2 separate regions of the Homo sapiens genome follow, and region 2 is linked to region 1. Evidence: read pairs that join two places in POLR2A ChIA-PET (ENCODE). Cell type or tissue: MCF 10A. All regions are shown on one strand. Links, peaks and the distances in the headings refer to the core of each region. The heading gives the core; the rest is flanking DNA.

What was found. ChIA-PET counts read pairs that join two places held together with the same protein. Peaks named below come from ENCODE experiments on the same cell type or tissue, not always from the same donor. Only the 100,000 strongest peaks of a DNase experiment are listed, where the experiment ranks them.
Region 2: POLR2A ChIA-PET joins it to region 1 with 5 read pairs; 6 of 35 experiments call an interaction of 5 or more read pairs at or near these places.

The regions. Positions count from the first base shown.
Region 1 is chr9:87,809,910-87,817,009 of GRCh38, forward strand. It overlaps the pseudogene LOC100420576 and the pseudogene ELF2P3. Among named protein-coding and RNA genes, the nearest start is that of SPATA31E1, 69 kb to the right of the region's middle. In MCF 10A, for the core only: a CTCF peak has its summit at 3,159; no DNase peak of the experiment used is centred there.
Region 2 is chr9:87,710,764-87,717,863 of GRCh38, forward strand. No RefSeq gene overlaps it. Among named protein-coding and RNA genes, the nearest start is that of CTSL, 12 kb to the right of the region's middle. RefSeq lists an enhancer at 2,624-3,823. In MCF 10A, for the core only: no CTCF peak of the experiment used is centred there; a DNase peak (open chromatin) is centred at 2,888.

The DNA.
Region 1 (7,100 bases), core at 1,761-4,260:
AGAGATTCAAAATTTTGACTAACTACTGCTGCTTTTGAAAATGAAGGGCTACCAAGCCAAAGAACACGGGCAGCATTCAGCAGCCAAGAAGGACCCTGGCCATCAGCTAGCAATGAAACGAGGACCTTGATCCCACCACAGAAAGGAACTGAATTCCGCCAACAACCTAAATGAGCCTGGAGACAAATTCTCCCCTGGAGCCTCTTGATAAGGAGCCAGACTGGCTGTCATCTCAATTTTGTACTCAGGAGACCCTAAGCAGAAAACCCAGCCAAGCCGACTGGACTTCTGACCTACAGAAGTGGGAGGCAATCAACAAGTGTTGTTTGCTGCCTCTAAGTGTGTGGTGATTTGTTCTGGCAGCAAAAGAAAATGAATGCCGTTAAGAGGTGAGGTGCAGAAAGAAGAAACAGAGTGGGTCTTTGGATGCCCCCTGGAACCTAATACTATGTTTGACATTGGTGTTGCATCCAGATTTCAAAACAAGATCCCGGCTGTCCTTCTACAGTATCGCCCCAGGAACAACAGAAAGTAGTCACAGGGAGAATCACCAATTCAGTTCTTCTAATGAGGAGCTTAGGAAGACAGAAGTTTGTGGTTTGCCTGCAGTGGCTTTTCTATTTAGTAGGGGGACAGAGATGAGGACTCCAAACTCGTGACTCTCAGCCTAGGAACCTTCCAGAGACCACTCCAGGAGGGACGCATGAAATGTCAGCCCTCCTCACATTTTGCCTGTCTACTCACCTTTCTGTAGACGGCAAAGATGGTTCCAATGGAGGCCAGGCAGTCAATATTGGAAGATTCATCCAGTGGGTCAAAGCAGACCATGTATTTCCTCTAAATCAGAGAGGGAAGCACCACCCAGTCAGCACATCTTCCCATTAGCACAATTGCGCTGTCAGGGCTGTGTGCAGCAGAGAACACCACATGGAAAAAAGATAAGAGAACCATGGCATATCCTTATCGAAAAACACCATGACTTACAGAAGGCAGGGTGTGTCAGCTTACATAAAAATACTCCTTTGGGTTTTGTATTGGACAACTCGCCTGTCCAATGTGAAGACGAGAAGATAAAGTGGGTGGGGTCTTGAAAGACCCACATCCCTACACCTAGCCACTCTGCTGTCACAGGCAGCTCCAGCCATGGAGGGAAGTCCCTGGGTCCTTTGTACAGCCGCCTGTGTGCAAGGTCCTGAGAGAGCCCTTAGTGATGGGGGCTGGAGCCCCTGGCTCATTAGACACCAGTGACAAAACTTCAAGTGAGATGAGGGTCATTTCTCCCTCTACTCAAATTAGTTTTCCCTGACTTTCCAACGAGTATTAGCCTAGTCTCATTTGAGCTTTGTTTCTGTTTTTGTTTTGTTTTGTTTTGTTTTGTTTTGTTTTTTCCATGCTCAGTCAGAGGCAGACAAAAAAAGTTTGATAATCTATAAACTTAGAAATTCCCCAACATCTCTATAGTAATCTAATGTATCCCATAGTGATCCGATTTAGCCCACTCATGCATGTTTTTATTCAGCAGATACTTGTTGAGCTTCCAGCATATGCTAGGAACTGTTCAGGGCACTGGGATTACAGGGGGGCGGCAATACTGGCAGCAAGGCTGATTTCTTGGAACTGAGATTCTAGTGTGAGAACAGGCAGCACACAGGCCAGCACACACACAAATAGGTTGTGGTGTGTGCCCTAAAGAAAACCTACGCAGGCTGGAGGGGCTGGTGACCCATGAAGGGGGTCACATTTGATGACAGTCTTGACTAGCATTAAGGAATGAAGACACACAGAGAGACCCAGAGAACAGATTTTTTTTTTTTTATCAGACAGTCTCATTCTGTTGCCCAGGATGGAGTGCAGTGGTGTGGTTACAGCTCACTGCAGCCTAGAACTTCTGGGCTCAAGCAATCCTCCCACCTCAGCCTCCTGAATAGCTGGGACTATAGGAGCACACCACCATGCCCAGCTAATTTTTCAATTTTTTGTATTTTGATTTATGTTGCCCAGGCAGGTCTCAAATTCCTGAGCTCAAGTGATCCTCCTACTTCAGCCTCCCAAAGCGCTGGAATTGCAGGCGTTAGCCACCACGCTCATCTTAGAGAGGAGAGTTTTAGGCAGAGAGATTAGCAGGTGTGGAGTATTCAAGAGCTGGCATGAAAACCTGTGTAATTCAGACCAATGGTAGAAGACAATGGTAGATTAGACAGGAGAGAGAAACAAGGGTCATGTCAACTGAAGTTGAAAGTTTAAAATAATAGGGGTGATGTGGCTTAAATTGTGTGAGACAAGTGTAAAAGTGCCTTGCACAGTACCCGGCATATAGCAGAGGTTAAATAAATTTGGCTTTACTTTACCTTTTCCATTCTTCCAGCTGATCACAAAGAAATAGCCTCTTGTCCCCAATTTCCAATGTGTAAAAGAAGGGCAAATAGCCCAATAGATGCTATTCTATTTGAGAGAGAGGCAGGTCAGTGCTTTGTTTCATAGTTCATTGAAATATCAGGGCCAGTGTGCTCGTGACTCCTAAGGAGTTCAGCCAACTTTTTGGGTCAAATAGAATAGCATCTATTCTGTGTTACTATATTGCTGCTGAACATTGGTTGAACCTTTTGACCGCCAGCAAATAAAAAGCTATTCATGGACCCATAGTGAATACGGTCCCTCCCTAGCCATGCCCTGCACTAACCAACTTTACCATCGTGTTGAACAAGAGCACAGGATCCTCGTGATTTCCTTTCTAGAGTAGTCTAACAGCTCATCAGGCATGAAGAAATCTCTGCTGGAACCATAACCCCCTTGCAAAATGTGGGGTGAGGGTGGCAGTGGAAACAAGAAGAGGGGTGAGAGTACGAGGCTGTGTTTTACATCTCTTCCCAGGAACTCTGGTTTTTACTGGACTCCACATGTTCAAGCCACTGACAGATAAAGTCAACAGCCGTGAACAACCGCCCACTGAAGTGGTTCCGTACATCACTCTGAACTATTTCCTGAATGAATCACTGTCCTACTGTAGAGTCTTCTTTCACTAGACAGCTCAAGATTTCCAACTAGAAAAGTGGCAATCCATTGTTTCTAGAAAACAAATACTAAGAAATAGAGGAAAAATCCAGAAATTAAAGAAAAACAGATTGTTTCTGGCTTAGTAGCATCATCTAATGGCGAGCAGGGGCACTGCAGCCCCTGGACGCACCTTCCTGGCGATGATGGTCACGTCCTTTTTCTTTTGTATGAGATGGGGATCATGGGCTGAGCAGATGCCCCAAAGGTGTCTGCCATGCTGTATGCAGGAATGCTGAGGTTTCATGCAAAAACGTATGTTGGGATCACTTGACGGGGTGCATGGAAAGTATCCTAGCAGAGTTTTGCTAGTAGAGAATGTGCCCTCCGCTAGTACTCTAGAGTCACAGCCCAGATCCTAGCCTTCGGGTGGAGGTGCCGCCCTATGAACGGCCATCAGACTGTCCTATTGTTCAGAGACTCCTTTCGTCCTTACTACTTCATCTCAGGCCTGTGAGGATCTCTACCAAGCAGAGCAAGCCCATAAATAAATAGCTTTGTGCTCACCAATGCATCAGTGGCGCTGAAATAACTGTGCAGTGGACACCACTCTCCCTCCCTCTGGGCCTTTCAGCTGCTCTGTGTGTCCACGCTGTTGTGTGCCCTGAAAGAACTTTGAGATTTGCTGAAAGGTCTCCAGCTGCAATTTCAGACCATGTGGATAACTCAAATGTCTAACATTTAAATATGGCTGAAAGGGGTCGACTGCTGGGCTGGATGGTGGCAGAAGTAGCAGGCTTTCCCTTGGATCTCTTTACAGGGCAGAGATGACTCCTTACAAATGGCACCAGTAATCCCTCTGCCTCCTGATACCCATCTAACAGAAAAGTGCACCCTGCTCATAAGAAAACCCCAGGCCACATTTGTCTTATGTGACCCTGGTCTCTGGCTACAGCTGACTTGACACAAACTAAGACAATCAGATTTTTTTCTTCTGGAACTTGCTGTGAGACACAGAGACACAGTGGACTGGATGACAATGCTGGGATGTGAAGGATGTGTCCTCGAGGCTAGGAAGGCAGTAGGTGCTGGATTTCATGAGAGTCCCCTGAAATATTCCAACAAATTCCCTTTCTGCTTCAGCCAAAATGAATGGGTTTCTGTTACATACAGCAAAGTTGGCCTTGAGTACAACAACAGATATTACAATTAACATTTTGCAAATGAAGAAAGGGAGACTCAGAGAGGTTAAAAATGTTGCCAAGCTCAATCTACCCCAGTCAGGATAGCATAGATTATGCTGCAGCAATAAATAAGCCAGAAACCCCAGTGGCTTAGTACAGCAAAGATTTGTTTCTCCTTCCCATGCCAGGCTGATAGCAACAGGGTAAGTGGCTCAGGCCTCCAGGCTCCTGCTGAGTCGTGACCCTGTCTCTAAATGCATGGCTTCAGAGGTGGCTCAGAAGGGAAGAGAGAGGATGAAGGATTGAGCCTTGGGTGTAATTCTACCCCCACTCCATTTGACAAAACCCCTGGCCCTCAACAAAAAGCAAGAGAGGCTGGGAAATGTAGTCTTCCTATGGGCCCAGGAAGAGAAATGGGTGTGGGGAGACTGATCTCCACCAGCCTCTCACACAACTGGGATGGGCAGAGGCAGAACCTGGCCTAAGGCCACCCTGACCCCAGCATAAGGCATCTCGCCAGCACTGGTGCCAGCGGCCTTCTCTGCAGCTCACCAGGACTCCACTCTCCATCACCAGCATCTCCATCCACCTCACTCCAGCTGTGGCTGCCACAAGGAGTCCTTGCACCTCATGGCAGCACCTCAGTGCTTCAGGGACCAAAGGATGCATCTCTTTTTATTTTTCTTTTATTTTTAGTTTTTTAATTTTTGTGGGTACATAATAGGTGTATATATTTATGGGGTACATGAGATGTTTTGATACAGGCATGCAATGCATAATAATCAGATCATGAAGAATGTGGTGTCCATTCCCTCAAGCATTTATCCTTTCTGTTACAAAAATCCAATTATCCTTCTTAAGTTATTTTTCAATGTACAATTACTTTATTTTTGACTATAGTCACTCTACTGTGCTATCAAATAGTAGGTCTTATTAATTCTTTGTAACTATTTTTTTATACCCATTAACTATCCCCACCCACCCCTGCCAATCCCCTCCCACTACCTTTCCTAGCCTCTGGCAACCATTCTTCTGCTCTCTATGCCCATCAGCTCAATTGTTTTGATTTTTAGATCCCATGAATAAGTGAGAAAATGCCACGTTTGTCTTTCTGTGCCTGGCTTGTTGCACTTAACATAATGACCTCCAGTTCCATCCATATTGTTGCAAATGACAGAATCTCATTCCTTTTTATGGCTGAATAGTACTCCATTGTGTATATGCACCACATTTTCTTTACCCTTTCATCTATTGATGGACACTTAGGTTTCCTCCAAATCTTAGTTATTGTGAACAGTGCTGCAGTAAACTGGGGAGTGCAGATTTCTCTTCAATATACTGATTTCCTTTCTTTTGTGTATATACCCAGCAGTGGGATCACTGATTTGTACGGTAGCTCTATTTGTAGTTTTATGGGGAACCTCCTAACTGTTCTCCATAGTGGCTTTATTAATTTATATTTCCACTAATGATGTATGAGAGTTTACTTTTCTCTAGATTTATACTCATGTGTGCAGAAAATGCTGAAGATTCTACCAAAAAAACCTGTTAAGATAAATGAATTCAGTAAAGTTGCAGGATACAGAGACAAAATACAGAAATCGGCAGCACTTGTATACACTAATAATGGACTATCTGAAAAGAAAATGTAGAAAAAGATTCCATAGAAAATAGCTACAAAAAAACGAGATGCCTAAAAATAAATTTAACCAGGAGCTGAAAGATCTCTGGTTTGAAAAGTATAAAACATTGGTGAAAGAAATTAAGCGGATGCAAATAAATGGAAAGATATCCTGTGTTCTTGCATTAGAAAAACTAATATTTTTAAGACGCCAGTCCTAACCAAAGCTATCTATAGATTCAATGAAATCTCTATCAAAATACCAGTGACACTCTTCACAGAGATAGGAAAAACAATCCTAAAACTCATATGGAACCAAAAAAGACCCCAAATAGACAAAGCAGTCTGGAGAAGAAGAAAAAGAAAGTAAGCTCCAAACATCATACTGCCTGACTTCAAAATACACAATACACTACAAAGTTATAATAACCTAAACAGGATGGCATTAGCATAAAGAAAGACAAATAGACCAAAGGGACAGAACAGAAAGCCCAGAAATAACTCCATGCATCTACAGCCAACTGATTTTTGGCAAAGTGCCAAGAGCACACATTGCGAACAGGACAGACTCTTCAACAAATGGTGCTTGGAAAACGGGATGTGCACACACAGAATGAAACTGGATTTCTATCCTTCACCAGATAGAAAAATAAACTCAAATGGATTAAAGACACAAATATAAGACCCCAAAATATGAAACTACTAGAGGAAAACAGCAGAAATGCTTTAAGACATTGGCCTGAGCAAGATTATTTTGAACATGACTCCAAAAGAGAATTGAAGCTACTGAAGCCCTGCTTCCTATGAAATCTCCCACCTACTTGAGGGATTCAAGAAGTCCTGAATTTATCCATGTTGCTATGAGGCCAGATATCATTACAGAAACTGTAGTGGAGGTGTCAACTGAGGGGTCTGAACCAACGGATACCTCTCCTATTCCTACATCACCAGATAGCCATGAACCAATGAAAAGGAAAAAAATTGGCTGTAAACCAAAGACCCAACAATCACCAATTTCCAGTGGGTCTCCTGAGTCAGGTATAAAAAAAAAGATGAGAGAAGGAAAAGGAAACATAATATATTTGTGGGAGTTTCTTTTAGATCTACTTAAAGATAAAAATATTTGTCCCCTCTATATTAAATGGATTCAGAGAGAAAAAGGCATATTCAGGCTGGTGGATTCAAAGGCTGTCTCCAAGTTTTGGGGAAAGCATAAGAACAAACCAAACATGAACTATGAAACTATGGAATGAGCTTTGAGATTCTATTACCAAAGGGGAATTATTGCAAAGCTACCAAAAGGG
Region 2 (7,100 bases), core at 1,706-4,205, 99 kb before region 1:
TTTGGGAGGCGGAGGTGGGCAGATCACCTGAGGTCAGGAGTTCAAGACCAGCCTGGGCAAAATGGTGAAACCCTGTCTGTGCTAAAAATACAAAAAAATTAGCCAGGCATGGTGGTGTGTGCCTGAAATTCCAGCTACTTAGGAGGCTGAGGCAGGAGAATCACTTGAACCCAGGAGGCAGAGGTTGCAGTGAGCTGAGATCGCACCACTGCACTCCAGCCTGGGCAACAAGCGCAAAAATTACGTCTAAAAAAAAAAAGAATAAAAAGATGGAGGCGGGCGTGGCGGGTCACACCTGTAATCCTAGCACTTTGGGAAGCCAAGATAGGCAGATCACTTGAGGTCAGGAGTTCGAGACCAGCCTGGCCAACATGGTGAAACCTTGTCTCTACTAAAAATACAAAAAAATTAGCTGGGCGTGGTGAGGGGGCGCCTGTAATCCCAGCTACTCAGGAGACTGAGGCAGGAGAATTGCTTGAACCCGGGAGGCAGAGGTTGCAGTGAAATGAGATTGCTCCATTGCACTCCAGCCTGGGCGACTGAGCGAGACTCCATCTCAAAATAAACGAATGAATGAATTAAAAGATGATTTCAGTTTTGCAAGATGAAGAAAGTTTCTGGAGGGCATGGTGATGATGGCACAACAATATGAATGTATTGAATGCCACTGATCTGTGCAGTTCAAGTTGGGTAAAGTAGTAAATTTTGTGTTTCTCTATATTACCACAGTTTTCTTTAAAAAAAAAAAAAAAACTAAAAAGATAAAGCTGAAACCTAAAAATGTCCAGGTAACAATAAAGCTGGCAGAGTAATGTACAAGACTACCTACTGTATTTAGAGCAGCTCAGCCAAGCGGAGCCCCCCAGAAAAGGGGAACAGGAAAAGGGATTGATTGCTTTTTAAAGAATTTAATATTTGTTATTTCAAAAAAAAAAAAACTTTAAAGTGGTCCTCAGAGGGGGAAGAAGTGAGAGTTCTGTTTGGCTTCTTTCCTCTTTTGATTGGCAGAGGGTTTTGTTTTTAGTTTGAATTCGTATTTGAGACCCAGCGCCACAGTCTTTGCAGGACTATGCATTCCTGAGAACTTAAACTGAACTGTTTATGAGGAATAGTGTGAGGGTGAGGGCCCAGCCCTGGCTCACTGAGTCCTCAGGGCTCAGCTCCACAGCTGCCTGAGGAATTTGCTCTCAAGGGCAATCTTCAGCGATCTGGAGCATAGCTGGGCTTTGGGTGGCAACCTGAGGGTGAGGTCAGACTGTAGCATCACAACCAAAAGTCACATGCTGATGACAGGCTCCAAATCCTCCCAGCCCAGGGCCTGGTGGCTTCCAGATGTTGACTCAGGACAGGAACCGCTTGTCTGCCCTAAATGAATGCCATGGCCAGAGAGGGTGGACCAGGGGCACCTCTGACAGGGAGAGTTAAGGAGCAGTGAGCTCCCTTCCACCTCCGCTGAGCAGAAAGGAACCCTGGAAATACCTTCAGGACAGACAGCTGCTGATCTCTTCCTGGAAGCGCTGGGCCTCAGAAGCTTGCTGGTTCCTGCCTATTTGCTCCCACGGCAAATTCTTGATTCTTTATCAGAAAGGAGGGAAGAAGTGTGTGGGTGTGAGGGGGAAGAAGCCACAGGAATGCCCACAGCAGAGGTCCTCGGGGACGCTGGGCTATCCCTGGTGGCAACACTCTTGGGGCTGGTGCTGGGTGAGGACGGCCTCCCAAGCACCCTATGCTGTGACTCCAGCCCCCAGGATTCTCCTCAGGGTAGAGAGAAGGAGCTCAGGTGAGCTCTGGATGAATGATACCATCTTTTCCATTGAAATCACAGAATTTTACAACTAAAGAGAACTTCCAGATGGTTTGAGTCAACCGCACTCTGGCAGCTGGAAGCAGAGATGAAAAGATTCAGGCAAAATTACACAGTTCAATTATTAACAATTCAGACTAAGCATCAGGCCATCTGACCCCAACTGAGGGCCCCTCATCCTATTCTACTAAGTATATTACACTGCAGTCTGTATGTGTGTGTGCATGTGTGTGTCATGAGAGTACACGGATATGCAGGTGTATGCATCTGTATTTTGTGCATAAATGTGTGCATTTGTGTACATGTATATTAATGTATGTGCGTGTGTCATGTGCATATGTGTAGCAGAGTTAGTGTGCATATGCACATGTGTATATGTGTATTGCGCATGTGTATACACATGTATATATGGGGGTAAGTCTGTGTCTTTGGTATGTGCATATATGTGTGTGTGTGATGTGTGTGCATGTGTGTGTGCTTTGTGTGTGTGGTGTGTGTGCATGTGGTGTGTGTGGGGGTGTGTGTGGTGTGTGTTTATGTGATGTGTGTGTGGTGTGTGTGTGAGGTGTGTAGGGTGTGTGCGTGTGTGGTGTGCATGTGGTATGGTTGTGTGTGGTGTGTGCGTGTGTGGTGTGTGTGTGGGGTGTGCGCATATGTGTGGCATATGTATGTGTATATGTGTGGTGTGTGTTGTGTTTGGTGTGTGTGGTGTGTGCATGTGTGTATCTGGTGTGTGTGGTGTGTGTGATGTGTGTATGTGCGGTGTGTGTGTTTTTGGTGTGTGGTGTTTGTGGTGTGTATGTGTTTGGTGTGTGGTGTGTGTGTTTGGTGTGTGGTGTGTGTGTGGTGTGTGTGTGGGGGGGGTGTGGTGTGTGTGTGGTGTGTCGTGTGTGTGTGTGTCATGAGAGATTCTTAGGCCATAATGGCTTTTTTTTCTGACCAAGAGACTTGATTCTTGCTGATTCAGCCATGAGTGTGCATTTCCCACAATCAGGGTGACTAACCAGGACATCCGGAGAAGTTTCTTCCTCTCTGCCTCACCCATCCCACTCGCTCCATCCTCAAAGCGGACACTCAGATGCTGGGGCTTCTGCCCCAGTGTGTGACCCCACGGGAGGTTTGCAGAGTCCTCAGGTTGCGTCACAGCCAGCGTTGATGAGCATCATCCTGTCTTCCAAGAAGGCAGGCCAGTCACCCAAGAATGAGCCAGAGCTGCTTCTGTAAATCACGAGATTCTGTGACCCAGATTAACATGGAAGGAGAAACCAGCAGCTGCTGCCGCCGTAGGCACAAGTCAGCAACTTCAGTCCTTCTGAGGCTGGCCCTTCCTGGCCATGGGCTGCCCTTTCCCTTTGGGGTAATTTGAGGCAATGAAAGTTTTTATTCCCTTTGGTTGTATTTTCTAGACATGTTTTAATGTAGCTGAAATCATATGAAGTGTTCAATTTTATACCCTGCTTTTTTTAAACGGAAGATTATGACACAGCTTTTTTACAATGTTATTAGAAGCTTTTCAGAAACATTCCTTTTAACGGCTGCAAAATGCTATAATAATATTGTCATATCCCAATTCCCTACTGTGAAACACTCAGGCGTTATTCCCTGTTGAAAACAAAGCTGGGCTAAACATCTTTATGCACATTTTTTTCTGTATTTCGGACTGGACATGATATATGTGGCTTTTTGGGCTGTCGGCACATAACAATTAAAATCCAAAAAGAGAAAACATTAATTGCTGAGCAAAACTTTGCATTTATGTTGCACTCTATCTGGTTTTCTTTTCTTCCAGAAAAACATTATTTTATTAATCAATGGCTAACACACTTTATAATAATTTTTACCAAATTTTTTGCTACATATAACAGCTTTTATAATCTTACTCTTTTAGCAAGAACGGAAAAAATTCATTCTTTCCACCATCACAAGAGATTAATTACTCAATAATTACATTTATTACCAGTTTAGAAAACTTTGAGCTTCAAAACCCATTACAGGCAATGTCATAAATTTTAAAGATTACTGTCAAATCTGGTGAACACTCTATCAAGTTTAGTTTCATTTGATTATACATAAGCTGTAAGATTTTCTGACATTGCAAGTTTAATTGTCTAGTGACTTATTTTAAATGCTTTTTAATGCCAACACTCATTATCCAATTGTCATTCATGTCCTTCTCTGCCTGGCTTTATGGGCTGAATTTCTGTGCAGGTGCCTTTTGCTGAGAAGGCACCCTTCCCAGTGCTCTGGGCCATTCTCTGTGTGGTTCCATTGCTATCCCGCTCCAGGTACCAAAGGATTTGGCCTCCAAACTCTGCTGCCCACCTTGGTGGTTGGACACATACTCCTGGAGGACCTGGAGTCAAAACAAGCCACATACATCCTGCTGACATGGAGAACAGCCAGCTACTGAGCAAACATGCAACACTGGTGATATTGTGCAATGTTCCCAGCTGTGAATTTATCTCATTGTTTTCACCCAGTGACATTTTTATCTTATCCCTCCATAAGCCAGGCAAAAGTACACTAAACGCTTGAATAGATTCTCTCTTGTCATTTTGGAATTACTATTTTCATTTTTTATTTGAAAATGAGAAATAAAAAGGAATCTTATAACTTCTCTCTGCCCCTTAAAGCTATTTTCAATAAAGAGTAGCTTTTTTTTTTTTTTTTTTGTGAAATGGAGTCTTGCTCTGTCACTCTGTCGCCAGGCTGGTGTGCAGTGGTGCGATCTCGGCTTACTGCAACCTCTGCCTCCCAGGTTCAAGTGATTCTCCTGCCTCAGGCTCCTGAGTAGCAGGGACTACAGGCACGCACCACCACACCTGGCTAATTTTTGTATTTTTAGTAGAGACGGGGTTTTACCATGTTGGCCAGGATGGTCTCGATCTCTTGACCTCATGATCCGCCCACTTTGGCCTCCCAAAGTGCTGGGATTACAGGCATGAGCCACCGTGCCTGGCCGCCTTTTTTTTTTTTTTTTTTTTTTTTTAACTGACTCTTAAACCTTGAGACGCCTTGCTATTGCCAGTGGTTCCCACACTTTGGGAATGTTATGAAATAGCAAACTTTTATAAAGAACATGGAGGACTGACACTCTGACACTTTGTTTTGCAAAGAACACAGAAACTACAATAACTATCCAATGCTGTCACCAATCATAGTGCCCCAAAAGAAAGAGAAGGAAAGAAAGAAATTAATAAATAGAGAAAAAAATTCCAAATGAAAAAAATTAAAGCAGCAAGGAAGGGCGGGGCACGGTGGCTCACGCCTGTAATCCCATTACTTTGGGAGGTCGAGGCGGGTAGATCACTTGAGGCCAGGAGTTCAAGACCAGCCTGGCCAACATGGCGAAACCTTGTCTCTACTAAAAATACAAATATTAGCCAGGCATGGTGGCACGCTCCTGTAATCCCAGCTACCGGGGAGGCTGAGGCACGAGAATCACTTGAACCCGGGAGGCAGAGGCTGGAGTGAGCCGAGATTGTGCCACTGCACTCCAGCCTGGGCAACAGAGCAAGACAGAGCAAAAAAAAAAAAAAAAAAAAAAAAAAAAAGCAGCAAGGAAGGCAAGGAAGGAAGGAAACAAAAGAGAGAGAGAAAGTGGGAAGGTTACAGTCCTAGAATAATTAACATTCCTTTCAATGGAATAACTTAATCTTAGGGGAAAAAAATTACCCAGTGCTCTTCATTTTTCTCCATTTCCCTGGAATTGTGAAAAGTTCACCATGGGCAACATGACTCTAAAGGTTTATTGCTGTGTTTTGTTTGCTCAGGAGCCTTTGCTCTTTGCTATGCATAGAAGTTCAGGAAAAGCCCTCAGGCCCCGTCTCATGACATATTTCATGACAATGTTTATTCCATCCCCTGAACACTGAAACTTACCCAAGGTCCCTGCGGGAGGGCCACACTTTAGGAAGCACAGTATTTCTGGTTGCTCTTAACATAGGGGCATAGGATCCAACAGTCAGGAGGAAATGGGATGTCTCGAAGTTCAGCCAGAGCATCACCCGCCATGAAATATGAGGGTCAGTCGGTCTCCGCTCAAATGGTCCCAGAGATGGAGGATTGGAAAAGCAGATTTTAATTCCTACGTGAGCTGACACTTACCACCTGTATTTCTCATCCCTTGTTCTGTCTTCCAGGCTATAAAGACGCCTTGAATCCTCCTCCACGATACCCGCCCCACTATTTGTTGGCACAGCTATGATGCTGCTTATGGATTGTTTTCACTCCTAAAGACAGTGGCGCAAGGCAAGGTGACCTGGAGCGAGGCCATCCTGAGTGCCCACCCAGCTTCCCAGGAGCCTGTTGGAATTTGGAAGGACATTTGCCTCTGTTTATAAAGACTGGCTTTTTGCTGAAAGCCAGGGTCTCAAAAATTTTGTTTTATTAATAGAAGCTAAACCCCAAACATTTGGCTCTTTTTCATTCCATTTCCCCTTTCACAATCTTAACTATTCCCAAGACAATGGATACCTCTGCCTGTATCAAGGGCAGATTGTCAATAAGAAAGTCAACAGGAAATAAACATTATTATTTCAAAAATACTATCCTTATCCATTTTAAATTAAGGGGCTAGGAGAAAAGGATATGAGGATTTACTGTTGAATGGGTTAGGAGTTTCAGTTTGGGATGAAGAGAAAGTTCTGGAGATGGATGGCGGTGATGGTGGCACAACAATGCGATGAACTTCATGCCGCTCTCAAAAATAGTGAAAATGGTCAAGTTTATGTTACGTCTATTTTACTATAATAAAAAAAAAATTTTGGTTTTCAGTGGGCAGGTGAATAAGGAGACCCTCTTGCCACCTCTTGGCAAGAGCAAGAAAGGAGATTGGAATATCAGCAGTGTGAGCTCTTCCAAGGGCAGTGGTGACAGCCTGGGAGACTGGTCAGCGTAGCAAGGGCAGGTGCAGGTCCCTGGTCCTAGAATGTGAGTGTGGCAAGCCAGCCTTAACTTCTGCCTGCCTAGGAGGCATCCTAGGAGGTGAGCCTTAGTGAGCAGGGGTGAGCTCTGTTTGTCCTGTATGCAGCAGCAGATTATCTGTCTGCTCATGCAGACTATGTAGATTGCTCAGAGTTGCTAGAGGGAGGGCCTGTGGGGCCTGAACTTCAGCCTGCACTCAGCTCATCAAGCCATGGGCTCTCTCAGGGCCATGTCTGTCCAACCCTTGCAAAGCCTCTGGATGGGTGATCCTGGGCACTAAACCTTGACCATTCTAAAATACTATTTGGCACAGCCTGGATGAGGTCTGTACATAGAGTGTGTAGATCCCTCAAGTTCCCTGAACACTCCG